Linked DNA regions of Homo sapiens: region 2 is linked to region 1. A link is an interaction called in ENCODE POLR2A ChIA-PET data of the cell type or tissue named here. Cell type or tissue: Caco-2. All regions are shown on one strand.

What was found. ChIA-PET counts read pairs that join two places held together with the same protein. Peaks named below come from ENCODE experiments on the same cell type or tissue, not always from the same donor. Only the 100,000 strongest peaks of a DNase experiment are listed, where the experiment ranks them.
Region 2: POLR2A ChIA-PET joins it to region 1 with 6 read pairs; 4 of 35 experiments call an interaction of 5 or more read pairs at or near these places.

The regions. Positions count from the first base shown.
Region 1 is chr11:68,043,546-68,048,545 of GRCh38, reverse strand. It overlaps TCIRG1 (T cell immune regulator 1, ATPase H+ transporting V0 subunit a3), which reads right to left. Exons shown (of 20, transcript NM_006019.4): 7 at 4,893-4,975; 8 at 4,639-4,732; 9 at 4,202-4,414; 10 at 3,444-3,588; 11 at 974-1,113; 12 at 742-899; 13 at 574-664. MIR6753 (microRNA 6753) reads right to left here and starts at 3,752; the gene lies at 3,589-3,752. In Caco-2, no CTCF peak of the experiment used is centred here; DNase peaks (open chromatin) are centred at 2,388, 3,807, 4,214, 4,845 and 1 weaker place.
Region 2 is chr11:68,180,671-68,185,670 of GRCh38, reverse strand. The region is part of intron 3 of KMT5B (lysine methyltransferase 5B); the gene reads left to right. Among named protein-coding and RNA genes, the nearest start is that of KMT5B, 30 kb to the left of the region's middle. In Caco-2, no CTCF peak of the experiment used is centred here; no DNase peak of the experiment used is centred here.

The DNA of each region.
Region 1 (5,000 bases):
GAAGCAGGTGGATCACATGAGGTCAGGAGTTCGAGACCAGCCTAGCCAACATGGTGAAACCCTGTCTCTACTAAAAATACAGAAATTAGCCAGGCATGGTGGCGGGCGCCTGTAATCCCAGCTACTCAGGAGGCTGAAGCAGGGGAATCGCTTGAACCCGGGAGATGGAGGTTGCAGTGAGCCAAGATCACACCACTGCACTCCAGCCTGGGCAACAGAATGAGACTCTATATCCAAAAATAAAAAAAAGAAAAAAGAAAATCACTTCCACAGAGGGTTGGGAACAGTGCTTGGCACAGTGCAAGCTGCAGGCTGGTTCCTGTCCAGTCTCGCTTTGCCTCTGCACACTCAGGAGACTGGTTCCTGGCTGGTCTCGCTTTGCCTCCGCACACTCAGGGGACTGTGATGCAGGCTCCGCAGGGCAGGAGGCTTGTCTGCCTCTTGTGCTGAGGAAAGGGCCTGGCACACAGGAGTGCTCAGCGACAGCGCTGCAGGACGGCTGAACCGAGGGGAGCCCCAGCCCCCACTCCCAGCTGCCTTCACCACCCACGGACACTCCATCCCAGGACTCACAGGATCGATGCCAAAGGGGTAGGGTCCCAGGAAGACACCGGTGACGTTGGGATCCAGGGTAAGCATCGTGTGCTGGGCCAGGAATGCATCACTGCGGCAACGCAGGGGAGGGCGGTCAGGGCTGCGGGTGCTGCGGGGCCCCCAGCCGGGCTGGGGCCCGGGCCTCACCTCCAGCCAGACTGGTTGGCCATGGCGGCCACACTCCAGCCCGAGGGGAAGATGCTGGTGGCGCGACTGAAGCACTCGTTGTAGATGAAGCCGGTGTAGATGGAGAACAGGCCCATAAGCAGGAGCAGGTAGCGGCCCCTGAAGAAAGTCTGCCAGATCTGGGGGGGCAGTGGTGTGGTGAGGGGCTGCCTGGCCCTGCTACCCTCATCAGGACCCCAGCCCCGCCCCTCACCTCGTTCTGCGCGGCCTTCACAGCCGGTCGGTTCTCCGCAAGGACCATGGCCAGGGCGAACAGGAACATGAGCAGCCCGTGGCCCACATCCCCGAACATCACAGCAAACAGGAAGGGGAAGGTGATGATGGTGTAGGGAGCTGTGGGCAGAGGTGGGTGAGCTGGGAACCCCCGAACACACCAGCATCTGCCTCCCGGCCCAAGACGCCACGGAGGCCCTGCTGGCCTGCAGTCAAGAACCCATCACTTAGCAGCCAGGCACAGTGGCTCATGCCTGTAATCCCAGCACTCTGGGAGGCCGAGACGGGGGGGGGGGGGGGCATCACCCGAGGTCAGGAGTTCGAGACCAGCCTGGCCCACACGGTGAAACCCTGCCTGTACTAAAAACAGAAAAATTAGCTGGGCATGGTGGCAGGTGCCTGTAATCCCAGCTACTCAGGAGGCTGAGGCAGGAGAATCATTTGAACCCGGGAGGCGGAGGTTGCAGTGAGCCGAGCTCGCGCCACTGCACTCCAGCCTGCGCGACAGAGCGAAGATTCTGTCTCCGAAAAAAAAAAAAAAAAAAAGAACCCACCACTTAGGAGCTGTGTGACCTTGGCCCAGCCACTTCACCTCTCTGAGCCTCCATTTCCCCATCTGTAAAATGCAGGTAACACCAGACCACTTCATAAGTTCTCCACGGGCAGCACGGGCCAGCTGCTGGAGCCACAGGAAGTTAGCAGCTTCAGCTGTTGCTGTTCCCAGAGCTCCACACAGAAGCCAGAGAGGACAGGGAGCCACAGGCAGCCCCAGCTGGCACATGGCAAGTTCCGGGAGGCCGAGCTGGTCACTTCAGCTCTGAAGTCTCGACTTCCCATCAGTAAAATGGGAACAAGTCCTCATGGGAGGCAGGAGGACCCCAACATACACACTGTCAGGGGCTGTGTTGTGACCCCAAAAAAGATACACTGGAGTCGCAACCCCCAGGAACTCCAGATGTGACCTTCTTTGGAGACAGGGTCCTTACAGAGGTCACTGGGTTAAGATAAGGCCATTACAGTGGGCCCCAATCCAGTGTGCCCGATGTCCTTATGAAAAGGAACATTTGGACCCACATAGAAGGAGAACAGTGTGTGAAGATGAGGACGGCCGCTCCAAGCCCAGGAGAGAGGCCGGGAACAGATCTTCCTGGACAGCCTCAGAAGGAGCCACTCCTGCTGACAACACCTCATCATCTTTTATTTTTTTAAGATACAAGGGCTTGCTATGTTGCCCAGGCTGGTCTCGAACTCCTGGACTCCAGAGATCCTCCTCCCACCACAGCCTCCCAAAGTGCTGAGATCACAGGCATCAGCCAGTGCCCCCGGCCCCTGCTGACACCTTGGTCTTGGACTTCCAGCCTCCAGGACTGTGGGACCGTGTCTGCCCCTTAAGCCAGTAGCCGGTGGCACTTTGTTACAGCTTCCCTGGCAAACACGCTGCCCCGACGGCTGGTGCTTTGAGCTGGCAGCATTCTATCTGCCACGGGCCTCCAGGTGATGCTCTAGCTGCACCAGCCTCTGCCCACGTGCAGGGGAATCCTGTTGGGGCCCAGATCCAGCCCCAGGACACTGGCCCTGCAGAAGCAGCAAACCCCCCAGTGCCCCCAGTGACACTGAGTGGGGGCCCGGCCCATAGCATGGGTGTGATGTGGTGGAGCCCATGTCGGGAGGGGACTTGGTCACAGGACAGGGAGGGGCCCTGCCTCATCCAGTGGGCAAGAGTCAGGGTGCTTGGGCCCCCAACGGCCTGTGTGGGTGGATCACGTGAGGTCGGGGGTTCAAGACCAGCCTGACCAACATGGTGAAACCCCATCTCTACTAAAAATATGAAATTAGCCAGGCGTGGTGGTGCGTGCCTGTAATCCCAGCTACTTGGGAGGCTGAGGCAGGAGAATCGCTTGAACCTGGGAGGCGGAGGTTTCAGTGAGCCGAGATCATGCCATTGCACTCCAGCCTGGGCAACTGAGCAAGACTCTATCTCAAAAAAAAAAAAAAAGCTGTGCAACCAAAGCAACCACACCAAAGGCTGCCCCTGGCTCCAGCTTGCAGTCTCCAACAGTCACTAAGCTTCCCAACATTCCTCTGAGGTTTGCGCTATTATTTCCATTTTGCAGGTGAGGCAGCTGAGGCTCAGAGAAGCTAAGAAATGTCTCAAAGTAGGCGAGATGGGCTTCCAACCTGGGCCATGCCCACCGCACAGCCTCTGTTCTTTGCACAAGCCCGTGCCGGCTCCCTTGTAAACTCAACAAGGGGGAGTTGGCTGGGGGCCGACATAAAGCCTCACACTGGCTGCAGAGCCCAACAGCCCCTTGAGAGTGATGGGATGTGTGCCCCTCATCCCAGGAGGGCAGGCCAGGCCCAGGATGGAGATACCTCCCCCTCAGGCTCACACCCACCCAGTGGGGCAGCTGAGCCTCCCAGGACACGGGTAAGGATGCCGTGGCTCTCACCGGGGTTGACCTCCTGGTAGCGGCCCACGCCGTAGGCATCCACGATGCCCTGGAAGCTGGCCGTGAAGCGGTTGGTGCGGATGAGTGTGGGGGGCATGTCCCGGCAGGGGATGCGGTGAGCCACGGCACTCACTCCCTCCTCCATCTGGGTGCCAGGGCAGAGACAGACCAGAACGGTGGCGGGGGCCTTCAGGGACCCTGGGATCTCCAGCCAGGCCCAGCTGGAGATGTAGAGCCCTGTGGGGGCTCACTGGGCAGCCCCTTCCCCTCTCTCTGACGTGAGATGATCAGCCCTGCTCTGCCCTGGTGGGGGCCCAAAGACACCACATGGATTGGCAATTGCTTGGGAAAGGCAAGCATGCTGCCTCCTAGGGACGGCCCAGGAGAAGGAGCCCAGCCTCACCCGCAAGCACCTGCTGTGCGCGGCGGGTGACCCCCGGAGGCAGGGGCATCACACCGGTTCCACAGACCATGAGCAGGCCTAAGGTCACAGGGGGGCCTGGATTGGAATGAGGCTTCTGACTTTAAAACTATCCTGTGCAGCCTCCAGGGACTTAGGAAAGTCAGGGTAGGGCTTGCTGGGCCAGGGCCATCAGGGCAGACTCCCTGGAAGCGGTGGGCCATGGAGGAGGCTGGGAGGAGAAGGAGCCCCTAGGCAAAGCCCAGGTGCAGGGAGCCAGAGGCTGGAAGTGAGGCAGAAACGCCCCGGCCTGGTAGGAGGGGCGGGCGGAGAGGGGGCGAGGCCTCAGGCTGCTCACCGAGCTGTCCCGCAGGGCCTCCTGCAGGGCGGGCAGGTCTCGCACAGAGCACCAGGCCTCGGCAATGAGGCACTTGTGCGTGGTGCTCACGCTGCACTGGTTCAGGGCCAGGTACACGGCCTTCATCTTGTGGACCTGCACCTGCCCTGGCGGCAGCAGCTGCAGCACCCGGCCTAGCACCTGGCTCAGGAACCGCTCTGTCTCCCCGAGGACCTGCGCCAGAGTGGGCAGTCAGCGGGGGCTGGGCAGGCAGGTGGGGTGGCTGGGCCGGGGGCACCCACCTCCTGCACCCACCTCCTGGAGGCCAGGCCAGGGCACCCACCTCCTGCACCCACCTCCTGGAGGCCAGGCCAGGGCACCCACCTCCTGCACCCACCTCCGGGAGGCCGGGGGCACCCACCTCCTACACCCGCCTCCGGAAGGCCGGGGGCACCCACCTCCTGCAGCTCCTGGCTCTGCTGTTGCAGCTGCTGCAGGGCCCCGAGGCGGGCCTCCTCCTGCTGCAGAAACGGGAAGACGTGGCAGTGGAAGCTGGAGGGAGGATGCGCTGCGTGAGGGGCCAGAAGGACACAGCTACGAGACTCTGAGTCTGAAGGGAGCTCATGGGGAGGAGTCACGATAGGGCGGGCTGGGAGGTGACAGCAGGGGCCTGGGGAGCAGGGCGGTGGGGCGGGTGTTCCCAGTGACTCACCAGTCCGTGATCTTGCGGATCTTCTGTCCGATCTGCTCACCCCAGTAGGAGATGAGGAAGGTCATCCACGTGGCTGGCTCGCCCTGCAGAGCAGGCTCAGCTGACTCT
Region 2 (5,000 bases), 140 kb before region 1:
CTTTGCAGTGGAAGGGTTTTCTGTCTGTGAGCCAAGAGAAGCAGAGAAAAGACTCCAGGAATCTTGTCAGTTCTAACTCTGTGTTCTTATTTTACCTCAGAACATTTCTATTAACGTATAAAGCTGGAGGAGCATCCTCATGTTCTATTTTAAAAGTTGATGATGCCAGGCATGGTGGCTCACGCCTGTAATCCCCACACTTTGGGAGGCCAAGGTGGGTGGATCACCTGAGGTCAGGAGTTTGAGACCAGCCTGACCAACATGGTGAAACCCTGTCTCTACTAAAAGTACAAAAAAAATTAGCCAGGCAGGTGGCACATGCCTGTAATCCCAGCTACTTGGGAGGCTGAGGCAGGAGAATCACTTGAACCCGGGAGGCGGAGGTTGCAGTGAGCCGAGATCGTGCCATTGCACTCCAGTCTGGGCAACAAGAGCGAAACTCCATCTCAAAAAAAAAAAGGTGATGACAATTATCTTAGCGAAAAGAAAAATCTGACAAGCATCCTGTAACACCTTGAAAGTGTATGATTATTTCCAACCTAAAGTAGGGTACATCCCTTTTTTTCATGATTTTATTATAGACTTTTCTCTTACACGTTGTCTCTGTATAGATGGGGAATTTTGTCATCATGTTTAATCTTTGGGATTCAGCTAATTATTTAAGAGCGAATAGTTTTAAAGACATGTTTATATTCAGTATGCAGGTAAGAAAGTGGATGTGTAAGTGTTTTGAGTACCAAATGCTGTATATAAAAAACATTATTACATTAATCTTGAAATCTGTCATCTTTTAACAGCTGAGGTCTCTCTTTAATTCTCTTAAATACCATTTCTCCCTCAAAAAAGACCATTAGATCATTTCACAAATGTATCTGCCACCAAACAGGTCAGAGCTTTGCAACTTTGCTTTGTCTCTTAACCTCTATGGCAAAGGGTTTTTTAGCCTGGTGGAAAAGCATAACAGCAGGGATTTAGAAGATAGAGCTAGTTCTGGCCCATCACTTTCATCTCCATCACACCCGGACTGGGGTTATATAGTTCTGATTTTAGTGGCAACCCTGGGGGAACTTGATACCCAGGTAGGTGGTCACTGATCAGTAGTTGGGAGAGGTAGGAATTGGTGAGTACAGGTAATTAGAGGAAAGTCTTGTGTCCTGTTTCCCCCCTTTTAATTTTATCCCTTGCTAGAATTAAGATACTATATGCCTCACTTATCAATTACAGTCTAAATCCAAAAGAAGTAATTCAGGTAAAAATATGCTTTTGTTTTTTTCATAAATTTTTTTTTCTTTTCTTTTTTAGATGGAGTCTCACTCTGTCGCCCAGACTGGAGTGCAGTGGCATGATCTCAGCTCACTGCAACCTCCACCTTCTGGGTTCAAGTGATTCTTCTGCCTCAGTTTCCCAAGTAGCTGGGATTACAGGCGTGCACCACTGCACCCAGCTAATTTTTGTATTTTTAGTGTAGATGAGGTTTCACCATGTTGACCAGGCTGGTCTTGAAACTCCTGACCTCAGGTGATCCACCTGCCTCAGCCTCCCAAAGTGCTGGGATTATAGACGTGAGCCACCATGTCTGACCATAAAATTTTCTGTCATATATCTTTACCTACTAAAATGAAGTGTGAAATATTGGAATGGAGTTGGGGGATTATTTAAACAGTTCCCTGCCAAATGACTGCCATTGGATGCCCTGATTGATTAAGATCCAGGCTGGGCGCAGTGGCTCATGCCTGTAATCTCAGCACTTTGGGAGGCCAAGCTGGGTGGATCACCAGAGGTCAGGAGTTCGAGACCAGCCTGGCCAACATGATGAAATCCCATCTCTACTAAAAATACAAAAATTAGCTGGGTGTGGTGGTGCACACCTGTAGTCCTGGCTACTCAGGAGGCTGAGGCAGGAGAATCACGTGAACCCGGGAGACAGAGGTTGCAGTGAACCAAGATCACATCACTGCACTCCAGCCTGGGTAACAAAGTGAGACTGCCTCAAAAAAAAAAAAAAGATACAGGACTGGGCATGGTAGCTCATGCCTGTAATCCCAGCACTTTGGGAGGCCGAGGTGGGTGGATCACCTGAGCTCAGGAGTTCGAGACCAGCCTGGCCAACATGCTGAAACCCCGTCTCTACTAAAAATACAAAAAATTAGCTGGGCCTGGCCACATGCGCCTGTAGTCCCAGCTACTCGGAAGGCTGAGGCAGGAGAATCCCTCGAACCTGGGAGGTGGAAGTTGCAGTGAGCTGGGATCGCGCCACTGCACTCCAGCCTGGGCAACAGAGCGTGACTCCGGCTAAAAACAAAAAACTAATTTGCATTATTTTAAGTCCATTTTCTTTTCTTTTCTTTTTTTTTGCCCATTGAACATGAGACCAGTGCTCATTCTCCTAGAAGATGCTGATAATATTTGTCACCCTGTAGCACCCCCAGTGTTTTTCTTTGTTTTTTTTTTTTTTGAGTTAAGAAATGTGAATGTGTGAATGAATCACTCTTTGACACAGTAGTCTAGTGGCATTCAGAATGTCACCACAAAGGCCCAGAATCTTGACCTGGGGTCATCAAGAAAGTTATATTGATTATGCCTTATTACCAAGATATGGAAGCATATAAAACAGCGTTACATCAGAATTACAATGGGCCAGGTGCGGTGGCTCACGCCTGTAATCCCAGCACTTTGGGAGGCTGAGGTGGGCGGATCACCTGAGGTCGGGAGTTCAAGACCAGCCTGACCAACATGGAAAACCCCGTCTCTACTAAAAATACAAAATTTAGCCAGGCGTGGTGGCACATGCCTGTACTCCCAGCTACTCAGGAGGCCGAGGCAGGAGAATCGCTTGAACCTGGGAGGCAGAGGTTGTGGTGAGCCGAGATTGCGCCACTGCACTCCAGCCTGGGCAACAAGAGCGAAACTCAGTCTCAAAAAAAAAAAAAAAAAATTACAATGAAAGTTTTAGTGGCTTATGACAGAACTTCATGTACTCTAAAATCCCCGTGCCGTATTCCAGAAGGCTGCCTGTTACTGGCATCTTCAATAGTAAATACTCCAGTTTTCTGCTGCAGTGGCTCATGCCTGTAATCCCAGCACTTTGGGAGGGCAAGGTGGGAGGATCACTGGAGCCCAGGAGCTCGAGGCTGCAATGAGCTGTATTCATACCACTGCACTCCAGCCTGGGCCACAGAGTGAAACCCTATATTAAAAAACAAAAGGAAGCACTCCAGTTTTCTGTAAAAGTCCTCCTATACCATTGCTTCTTATAATTAGTTTACATGAGAGTCACCTGGGAGTTTGTTGAAATGCAGGCTCTGATTCAGTAGCTTTGGGGTGGGGCCTGAGATTGTGCCTTTCTAACAAGCTCCCAGACTACACTTGGAATAGCTAGGTCCTAAAACATCTGGCCTCTCAGTTTCATTGTGACGTGCTAAGTGGATAAAAATACCTTACTAGGAGTTTCCTAGGGCTCACGTAAAACTATGTAGTCATAAATGTAAACTTCAGGATTACCACACAAATATTTTTGGAACTCAAGACATTAACTGAGGACTCCTAAGTTAAAATGCACCCAGTGCCTAAGATTTTTCCCCATAGAATTGAAGCATCTAAAATTAAAGCTGGTTAAACTTGCAGAAGAAATCATTTTTTAAGTATTTTTTAGTCCAACATTTAATTATACAGTTCCTAAAATAACCTGTGGAAGTACAGACGATTCTGTTGCCCTGGTTAGAGCAGCCTGGGTTCCTAGCAATGCCAGCACTTCAGGCCGGTGTGGGAGTGCAGGGGACGGCCTGCCTACTTCCCACCAGAGTGTTCCGTTTACGTGTGCTTTTACACTCTTGTGTACACTGATATTTGGGAACAGAAACTTTATTAATGACCTTTACAATAATCTTGGTGAAAGGTATATGTTTTCAATTAACCTTAGTGAATTTACTTGAAAATAAAACTATCCCTTCTAGCTCTTCATCTTTTGAGCAAGAATTTACCAGAATGTGACTTTAGAAAATAAGGAAAACTGATAATGCTTAATTAAGGTAGTAAATAGCCAATAAATACTTCTTAAATTGTTAGTTTATGGACTTCTCTCTCTTTGGGGTGCAAAAGAAGTGACCAGAAGATGTACTGCTCTTGGATTTTAATTTTCTAAGCTCTCTGCCTGTTCCTTGTATAGTGCGCTCTTTGTTCATATGTTTATGCACCTGTAATTTGTCACTTTTTAGTTTCTCTTTTTTATACTCTTTTCCCTTCCTTTTACTTCTTTCAGTCTACCAACAGGAAGAATGTTTAGAAACAGTAGATGTTTAGCCCGGGCGTGATGGCTCACGCCTGTAATTCCAGCACTTTGGGAGGCCGAGGCGGGTGGATCACGAGGTCAGGTGTTCGACACCAGCCTGACCAACATGGTGAAACCCCGTCTCTACTAAAAATACAAAAATTAGCCAGGCATGGTGGTGCGTGCCCGTAATCCCAGCTACTCAAGAGTTTGAGGCAGGCGAATAACTTGAACCTGGGAGGCAGAGGTTGCAGTGAGCCTAGATCACACCACTGCACTCCAGCCTGGGCAACAGAGTGAGACTCTATCTCCAAAAAAAAAAAAAAAAGAAAAAAGAAAGAGTAGATGTTTAATGATTGGAGAATTTTCAAAACTGGCTATGTTTTGAGTGCACAGGTTTTAATCTTAATATATCCTTACATTTACTAACAAGCAAGAGTTGTAGCATGAATACTTAGAAATAGTACGAACAAAATGCTAATTTCAATTTATTGGGAGAAATTTGAACTTAATTGACTTTTGTCAATTATGAAACCTAAAGTTTTCTTTTTAACAAGAAAAAAAGAGTTGTTGTTTATACCTCTGGTTTTTAAATGGAGTGGGAGCGGGATATTTTAAGAAAGGGATCGATGCTTTCAGTAATGCCCCCTTTTTGAGGCTGCATGACCCTGAGATGTCACAGTATCCTGAGGCGCGAAGGCGACTCAGGCCAGCAGTGAGCTGAGCAGGAGAC